Linked DNA regions of Homo sapiens: region 2 is linked to region 1. Evidence: chromatin loops called from intact Hi-C (ENCODE). Cell type or tissue: B cell. All regions are shown on one strand.

Region 1 (5,000 bases):
AGAAGAATGATGTTTTCCAGCCAAGCCTGCTCTTCAAGATCAACTTCAAGAGAATGGGCCCATAATAATAACCAAACTGCCAGATACGCAGGGCCACACTCCCCAGAGTCCAACCAGCCTGCAGCACTAGTTATTGTTCAAGGAAGGGGAAGGTTGGTAGATGAATGGTCCCATGCTGCAGTGTTTAAGAGAAGCCTCTCAATGACTGAATCTAGGAGCATGACTCAATCAAGAGAGGAAGGTGGGGAGCACAGGAAGGAAGAGGAGAGGCAGAGGGAAGGATGAGAGGGAGGAAAAAGAGAAAAAAGAAAGCAGACAAGGAGTAGCCAGAAGAATGACCTCATCCTATAAAAAGTATGCAAGAAAATAAAATGCATTACATATACTATGTTTACAGACCACAATTTTTAATCCTGAAACTTGCAAAAATTATCATCTGAATAGTGGTGAATGAGGCCTAAAAAACACAATATAGGGAATTTAATATTTGTTGGGTGCTTTCTGTGTAACATGTGCTGGATGCAAGAGAGTCAACAATGCACATTATTCTCAAGGAGGTAAGAGTTTAGATGACTAAATACCAGGAGTAACACAATGCTATCCACCAGTAAGGGATATAATGGGAACCCAGAGAAGCACCAAGAAAGAGCACCCAATACAACCTCATTGAAGACAAGGTGGTAACAGGAGAGACATGTATGTGAGATTTCATGCAAGATGACATTCTAACAGAGGTAATAAGGACTTAATATTTGTTAGAATGCAATTCTTAGTTATTTGACAATGTTAAATCAAAGTAAGTAAAGACTATTAAGTAAAAATTTATATCATTTATCCAAAACAAATTTTAAGGTAACTGGAACCTAAAATTGCAAAGGGGAAAAACTGAAAGAAAAGAAAAGAAAAAAAAAACGTAGATGACATTTCTGCCCTTCCACAGCTCTAAGTTCTTTGATCACTCCACGGTTGGTTTGGAAGTTTTTATGGCTTTTGCTTACAAATTAGAAAAATTTGCAATGTAAGACAAAAGAACTATAAAAATCTAAACTGCCTTCTCTGTACAACAAATACCAAACTGACTCCATCAAGTCATTTAATTTCAGAGATACACAGAAATCACTTATACAAACTAAATTATTATAAAGACTTTGATGGAGCCTTGTCAACAAAAATTGTTGCTATTTTTAAAAGACACACTCATTACACAGAGCCCTGGCCTTCACTACCAGGACCCAAGGATGCTCTCCACCCAGGCAATGGTAGAGAGGCTGACACTCTTCCTCTGTAACTGCCCTTGTATAGTTTAGTCCTGTGTCCTGGGAGTAAAGAGACCATCAGTGATTTGTTCCTTTAACATCTCATACTCTATAAACAGCAACTGCAAAAGCAAAACAAAACAAAAAATATTTTACTCAAACTACCATTCTCAATGTCTGCCAGTGAGCACAGCTTAATTTGGTTTGCAAGGAAACCAAAAATGCTTTTATAAAGTATTATGATGTAAATATACTCATTTTCCTTGGCAAAGCAAGTGAAAACTATCAACCAACCATAACAGGAATTTTTCTACTAGGGATTACCTACCACATCCATTACAGACAAATAATCATATTTCAAAATTTCAATGACTTATCTATCCCCTTTTAAGTTCTATTCCCAACTTAGTCCAACAAGAATACTTCTCAAATACAATCAAGGCAAGGGGAATATGAAAGCAATGAAAATATGGTTAATCGTGATATACAATCAACCACTTAAAAAACTCAAGAGTATTACACACATTGCATGTTATTTGAACTATCAGGACTATCTATTTACCAAAAACACACCCAAAACAAAACCTCACCTTTATTTCCAAATAAAAACAAATTAACGGCCATACTCAGTATTAAGCTACAACTTTATAATCATGGTAAATATCTGATCAGTTGTATAAAAATAAATTGAAACAAAACAAAAAACAAAAAAAACCCAACCTTGAAAAGTAAAAGAAAGAAAGAACCTCACACACCAGTCAGTTCCTATGTGAGCAGCCAGCAGAGGGCGCACATGCCCCAACAAGAGCCGGCTATGGCCAGGCACTCCCCAAACTTATTTAGTACTAAGTCTCACCAAATCTGTATGGGGGAGGAGGGGTACAGTCAGCCGATGAGTGGCATTGATAAAACTAACGTGCTCAATTTAGGATCAGTAAGAAACATACATAAGTACACTTTAGTATTAAATACTGACTTTAACAGATATTTCTTAGCTGCTCGATGGAAAGTTGTTCATTAAAAAGATTTGTACAGAAGTGAGCTTCTGTCAGTTTTCAAGGCCACAGTAGTTTTTATTGCCCTATCTGACCTGTATGAGGACTTATTTGTAATGCAAGGATTTATGGAATTAAATTAAATATTAAATTTCTAACATAATTAACACATATTTTTGTGAGTATATTGAATTACACTTAGCAAAGTCTCTTTTAGTGTATGTATATTTCTGTGTGTCTTATACAAATCTATTAATTAACTTTTGCAACCCTAAAGCAATCAAATATGTAGCATTTAAAGAATAAATTGAGATACATAAGTTCCTTATTTTCCCACTGGTTTGTGCTTGATTGATTACTTGTAAATTGTCTATTCTGTGTCTCTATATCACAATATTTGCTTTGGGGTTTACAGTAGGTTATACCAGAAGAGTACCTCACAGCTATGTATGTACACACACATATAGGTAGGGCACTGTTTATTCTTTTAAAGAAGTTTTCCTACAGATGCAAAAGTCACAAATTGTTCCTACTGTTTTCCAAGCTTGTTGAAACAATAGCACAAATTGAAAAAAAAATTAACTCATAAAAGCACCAAATTAAAATGAACAAAGACTACATTATTTACTTTTACAGATAAAAATTAAATAGTCCATAACACATCCAATCTCTAATTTCAAATAGGTTAGAATGAATGGAAGGTCTGCCCCTAAGTTTCAAGCTAGAAAGCCTGGTAGGATAATTAGCTGCCACTGTCCCTCCACCTAAATGATCATTTCACTTGATCTTAGCCAAAAGGCTAAGAAGCGATTCCTAAATGATCATTTCAACCTCACCTCTCTATTCACGAAACAAAAACAATAAAGCCAAGTAACATTTCCATCATAATATATATATTTTTTAGCATCCTTCATAAACTTGAGAGAACTTAATTTATAGAATCTAAAAACCAGGTGGTCTACGTTACATGTAGGTCACAATAAATAATATGCCTCCTTTGGCCAATATGGCTGCACCATTTTTGCCTAAGTTAAAATGACGATGTTTCATTATTCCTAAGCTCTCAGTTCTGAAATGTTTACACAATCTGTTAAGTCCAGGGAAATTTAAATGACTTTGACATGCAGCCTGCTAAGGCCAGTGACGGGGATAATGCCTCTTTACGTGGGTAAAATTTTGTGGCATATAGGTCACTCTCTTAAGGGGAATCAACTGTGTGTCTCTTCTTTGCACTTCTACCACAATCCTTCATCCTGCAGCCTGGAGCTGAGAGTGAAATGCAAGAAAGGAGCCGAGTGCTCAAAGCAAAAATCTGCTTCCAGGACAATCCATTATATCTGACAAGTTAAATGTTCCATGGTAGGCCATATGGCATCAGAGCAGGCCCGACGACGGAAGAGGGGAACTCAGCAAATGCATCACAATTAAGGAGTTTGGCTACAGACTTTACTTAGAATTACTTATTTTTTTTATCAAAGTTTAAATGCAGTCCCTCACATTTTCAACTGAATCCCTTTGATGAGACCATTTTTCAAGAAGTGTCACAATTTCTTTTCTCATCCCGCGACTGTGGACACTTAAATCTACAGGTAAAGGTAGACATGGCCATTTTTACCAAATGGAGTTTCAAAGATGAGGACCTGCAGCTGCATTTTTAAAACGTCTTCAAGACAAATGCTATGTAAGCCCTATCTGCTCACTAGATTAGGATATTTAAATGAAAGTGATCATTGGATTAGGGCATTTAAATGAAACTGATAGAACATTAAGTAAAACTAGTTTTCAATATTAAGTCTAAAAAATCTTAAAACCTGTACAGTCAGAACTGACATATTCTCGTTTCTTCTGTGGTTTACTTATTATCTATCAAATGAATGAATGGACTGGACTGACTCTGTCAGTCTCTCCTCCTAGCATGGCACCAAAAAGGAACTCTGTACATCCTGCTAATACCATGTCCCAGAGACAAGTTTTATAAGCTCCCTAAGACACTCTGATGATTAAAACTAAGTTGCCTAAAATAATATTTGTCATTAGGGACAACGTAATGTAAAGATTTGTACTTAATCAAGATATGCATTTATTACATTAAGGCAGAGGAAGATAAAATTGATAAAATCACTGAAATAGTTAATATTATGCTACAGCATGTTACCACTCATTTAAATTAAAAACAAATGTTTTTATTTCTCCCAAAGAATTCTCGGGGGAGAACTGTACCTATAATAAAAACTGAAACAGCTTTCAGTAGAAGTATCCAAACTCATCTGCTCCAATGGTAATTTTATCAACTCCTTTACTTCCTGAGGATGATTTTCTTGAGCAAATGTGTGTGTGTGTGTGTGTGTGTGTGTGTGTGTGTGTGTGTATCTGTGTGTGTAGTAATAGGTAGATTCTAAACAATAATGATTATCGTTTAAGTATTCACACTGGTTTGCAAACATGAAATTCATAATGATTAAGAGAAACATGCATGAATTTTTCCAAAAGAGAAGATGTTAAGATTCATTTCCCTAAACTATTTTCATTCTCTATTTCTCCAGAGGGTCACTATTTCCCTCAAATGCATCGCTTTTGCCTTAATTAAGGATAACATTGCGTCAATGAGCCTGTATATACTTTATAAGAATGAGTCATTTTGCTTTATGTTGAAACTTATGAACACATTTTTTTCTGGTGGTCTTAAACTTATCATTTGTTAATAATCTAATGTAACATTATATTTGCATCTCCCTTATTTTTAAATATG
Region 2 (5,000 bases), 700 kb after region 1:
TAGCACAGTATCTGGCATGAAATATTTACTCAATAAATCCTTCTCGAGCAGTGAAAAAATGGATGAATGGATGGGCCAAATGACTTTTCATTTTGTTGTTTTATAACTCAGACCTAGGATATGGGTTATATTAGGATGTACTGTAAGATCAGGAAATAGGACATCAGATGGGGCTTTCCAAAAAGTCTTGGGTCATTGCCTTTCAAAGCTGGCTATAGTTAAACCACCATCACCACACCACCAATCCAGAGATATAAGCTCTAATGAGACCATTTCCACTGTTGGGATCTGATTGCCTCCTTTCTAGACCTTTCTATTACATGGCTTCCCCTGCTTATGACAAAGAGGAGCCCTCAACTCTATTCTTTTCTGTATTTATTCCTGCCTAGCTCCCAGCCCTTTGTCCAATTCTCTTCTAAATTTCTTTGTAGGGGAAAGTTTGTTCACACCCCGCCCAAAACAAAGAGGAAACCAGACTCCTGCATCCAGCACTCCAGCTTCATTTTTATCAGTAGCTTTCATCAGCCTTTTTTATTTATCTGAGTTCCAAGTTTAGAATGAGTAAATGTCACCATTATCCTAATTTTGAATAGTAGCCTCTCCTGTTGAAGGTTTCCAATTTCTGCTCTGCTTTGTGTTTGCTTCCTAGGTTTGTGGTTTTCCTTCTATCGAGACTGGCCTTTAACATAACTGTGAAGAAAGCAGCTTGTCCTGGGTACCTCCTTTCTTTTCCTTTTCTCCAACTGTTTTATTCTGTGAGTTGCAGATTATGTCAAAAGCACGCCAAATGAGCCTGCCCAATTCCAGGAGAATACTTGGGTTAGGTGGTGCTCTAGTAAGAGAATAGTTGGACTGTGCATTTTATCTTCTTGGCTCAAGCCTACTCAGTTGACTTGTTTACCATTGTCATCTCTACAACCTGCTCTTCACTTGGAGTGAAAATTCTCTAGATTATGTTTCTTTTGAGGGTCTGGTATGAAGGCTCTGTTGCTGTTTTGGAGCAAATAAACAGCCATCAACAAGTACTAGCATTCACCTGTCTGGTAAATGCTTCTGAAGATGGTGATTCTCCAAGGCCATGCCTCCTAAAACACTGTGCTTTTGTTCTGCTCTGATAGTCTCCATGAAGTTGCTCGGGTTGTGTATATATTCAGCACTTTATGGGGTTTGTACTCTTTGTGCTCTGGGCAGAAATACCAGGCAGTCAAATGCAGAAATCATAAAAATGCCCTGGAGGGTCATAGAAGTGATGGGATTTGGGGACTGAGGATAAACCTATCTGCTCTTCTTTTTCCATTTATACTCTTTAATGACTTATCTGGGCACTACAATGGGGGTAAAGAAGGACAGAAAAAAGCAAGTAGGAGGTAAATTAGCACAGAAAAGAGAAGGAAGATATACTTCAAATATAAATGTCACAATTTTGTGTGGTGCTCGTTCCAGAGTCTGGTTAGCCCAGAGAGCATGTTGGGTTTGCTCCCTCCACTCCATTTAAGCAAAACCCTCAATATTTGTCCCACACATCTGAGCTAGGGCACCCTGTGAAGACTGAAGACTATAGTGTCAAATAATCAAGTGCAGGATTGAGAGTCAGAGGGGATTGTATTCAAGTTCTGACAACTTCTTCCTCTCTAAGCCCCAACTTCCTCATCGTAAAATTAGAATAATAATATAAAAGTCACCACAAACCTGTTTTTAAGTGTCAGTTGAGATGTTATTTAAGAAAAAGTACTATAAATGGAAAAACATCTTCAAATATTAATTGTGATTATCCTGCCTCTTGCTGGCTGCTTACAGTAATTCGGAAAATTACTAAGAATTTTCCTTTCACTGGTCAGGCATATGCGAGAATGATTCCAAGCCAGGAAATTATTCTGCCTAGTTAAATGTGGTTGAATGTGTAGGCTGGTGGGGTAGTCAGAGATGGGGGCTTGGGGGTTACAGACAGTGGTATTAAATGAGGTAGTCTAGTATTTTCTCTACTCTGGGGCTAAGGGGTTTCCTTGCCAGTCATTAGGCATAGATCCATTTTCTAGACACCGGGATATTTAGTCACTCTGTGATTCTTCAAAATTGATGGCGGCTAATTCTTAAAATAACACTTTAATGGGTTAACAGCCAATGAAGGAGAGCTATGTTGATTAAACCTCCCTTACAAACATGTTTGATGATTATGAGAGTAAGGCACTGGGTAGATTGCCTTTAGGGTATTGTTAAATCTAAAATGTGTGAAACGTTGTCTGAAAGAGGAACCCAGTGCATTCTCCCTGCTCTGTGCTCCTCCAGCCCTGACTTGAAATGAGACATGGCTTGATTGTTATGGTGGCTGCACAGTCTTTCAGCACATCTTCTACCCTAAAGATGGAGGCAGCAGGAACCCCAGAATGTCAAACCAGGAAACCAAATCCAGCTTGAAGCCATTCTGTTATCAAAGTGATGCTTCCTTGCTCACAAGAATGCCTCCAGGCCAGCAACGCAGATCTTAAGCAGAGGTGAAACCACATCCTCCCAACTTCTGCTTGTCCGGTGGGATCAGTGCACAGCTGAATAGGGTGAGTATGAGAGGATAAAGATGCACAAAGAAAAGAGAGTAGGGTCTGGTAGGTGCTCCAGGATAAGCACTAGAGGAGACTCTATGACTGGAGGGGGCCTGATGAGCCTGCCTCAACTTGCTTCTTCCCTTTGGAAAGTACAGCAAAGAGGAACAGGGAAGAGAAAGGTTAAAAAATCCATTTGTGGATGGATTTTTAAAAAATATTGGGGAGTGAGTCAAAGATGATCTTAGGAACAGAGATTACTTCCTTCTTTTAGCTACATTTTCTAAAAGTCAGGGGGCGGAAGAAAAGGGAAGGAACATTTATTATGTGCCAACTTGGTGCCAGACATTCTGCTTGCACTTTTAACTTTACCTCATTTAAACTTCCTAGGAATCATAGTAGGTTTTTTAATCCCCCTGTTTCCATATGAAGAAACCAAGGTCCGTGGAGTTTCAGTTACCTAAAGTCACATGTGCTGCAGCCAGGTCCTACCAGATGTGCCTGCCTGCAAGGCACTCTACCATATTGCCCCTCCGTGCTTATGACTTCCCTGGTATTTCCAAAGGTCTAGAAATAGGGCTAGGAACATATGCTTTGATATGTTGTTCCTTAGGATTTTCAGGGACTAAAAAAGGGCAAACCAAACATTCATAAATGCAAATTATTTATGTAGATAAACCAAATGCATTTTTGTGAAAATCAATTAAAATTCTACAAGGCAATGCTTTTCTGAACAGTAGTGTGTAACTAACAACTGCTAAAAAAAACTGATCGTATAAATTAAAACCTAGCCCTCAAATTGGGCTGACTTCTAACAGCTTCAAGGTGGCCCCAGGATTTACAAATCGAGTGACCAGGTTTCAGAGACCTCTTCAGGTTCAAATAAGATTTACACCCAGACTTAACACATAACTTATGCCTGGAGATAGAATCTCATTTGGGGTGGGGGATGGGAAATGTGTGTGCACAAAAATTATATTTCATTCTGGGTTTACCCTAGAGGCAATTTTTGGAGTTAAACTACCTTAATATATTTAGAAGAAATTTAACTCTACTCCTGTACAAGTCCCAGCTTTGCTGAATACCATCTTCAAGCGTAACCTCAGTTGTGGGAAACTAAATACGTAAGTGACCAATGGCTAGACCATATATAAAATTAGAACTTTGATCCACAATCTGGAGCAAGCTCTCCAGGAAACCAACCTTTTATCTACTATAAACAACCTAGAAAGCCAGCCTGCTAGAAGTCAGACTTGCAGGAAGCCAGTCTGCTGTCTCTAGTGACAATCTAGGAAGCTATACAATAACTTCTGTAGCAATCAGCTCCAAGTGGCCAGAATTTGTTTAATAACTGGCAGCTTTCCTATTTTTTGTCCCTGTTTCCAACTTAGGACCAATAAGAGGAAGCCAAATATGCACCTCTAATTAATCACATAGCACACCCCACTTCTAGTTAGGCTGCTTCCAACTTTTCCATTTCAACAGGCTCTAATCAGGGCATACCTGAAGCTTTCCCTGTTTTCCACTCTAAAGCTTTCCCATTCCTGCCTGCCTTCGAGTCTCTGCCAAAATTCAGGTGCTTGTGGATGACCCCCTTGCTGTAGCACGCTCTCAATAAAGAGCCTTTGCTTTTCTCTTCTTGTTGCTTTTCTCTTTTTGTTACAACTTGCACAGTTGCATCATCCCATCTTCACGTGGAGCAGCTCCTTTGATATAGGAAAGACTGAAGACATACATTGCACATTGCAGATGAGGAAACTGAGGTCCAAGGAGGTCAGTGATTCTCTTTGAGTAGAACATGGTATAGTCAGGAGCCCACCCCAGAATCACAGGTGTCCTGACTCCTGCCCATTATTTCCCCACTACTCTCTGCTGCCTCCCAGCTGAGCTTTTAAGGAGGTGGGAGGAGGAGTCGATGAGAAATTGGAGTATGAATAGTGATTCTGCGGAAGATAACGCTGTGGTTCCATTCACCACATTTCTAAAATGGGGTGAAAAGACCTCTTTGTTGGAGAGAACAGAACCCAAAAAGTAATCCCCCCTCCTCTTCCCCTGGCAGAGAAAATGTAGAAGTGTCTCTTGGGGTTTATACGTCTTCTAGGCCTGCAAGCCAAAGCTGGTTCTCCACCCTGCAACCAATTTTCAAGAGCAAAATATTTCTTTCCTGTTTGCTTGTTTGTTTATTTGCCTCTTAAAAAGACAAACAAGCAAACAGGAATGAAAAAGAAATCCTAAATTCCTGCTTTTAGGTTAGCCCTGAAATGCATTAATCTCTTTCACTTGATGTAGCTCACTTTCATTCTTCCATTTTAATATCTTAGGGGGAAAAAACCCAAATAACCAATAACAGTTTACAGCTTTGACGCAGAGCACTAAAGTTGTTTTTCTATGAATATAGATTATTACATTTTTTTGCAAAGCAAGTAAACAGATGCATAAAAATGCATTATTTCAGGAGCATAA

The links. Peaks named below come from ENCODE experiments on the same cell type or tissue, not always from the same donor. Only the 100,000 strongest peaks of a DNase experiment are listed, where the experiment ranks them.
Region 2: a loop joins it to region 1, with 2.9 times the contacts of the local background. A loop is called at or near these places in 1 of 110 quality-filtered maps.

What each region holds. Positions count from the first base shown.
Region 1 is chr18:55,413,426-55,418,425 of GRCh38, forward strand. The region is part of intron 5 of TCF4 (transcription factor 4); the gene reads right to left. Among named protein-coding and RNA genes, the nearest start is that of TCF4-AS1, 37 kb to the right of the region's middle. In B cell, CTCF peaks have their summits at 2,030 (motif pointing right) and 2,231; a DNase peak (open chromatin) is centred at 2,056.
Region 2 is chr18:56,112,996-56,117,995 of GRCh38, forward strand. The region is part of intron 3 of LINC03069 (long intergenic non-protein coding RNA 3069); the gene reads right to left. The region is part of intron 3 of LINC01539 (long intergenic non-protein coding RNA 1539); the gene reads right to left. Among named protein-coding and RNA genes, the nearest start is that of LINC01539, 22 kb to the right of the region's middle. In B cell, no CTCF peak of the experiment used is centred here; a DNase peak (open chromatin) is centred at 2,436; H3K4me3 peaks cover 320 bases; H3K27ac peaks cover 625 bases.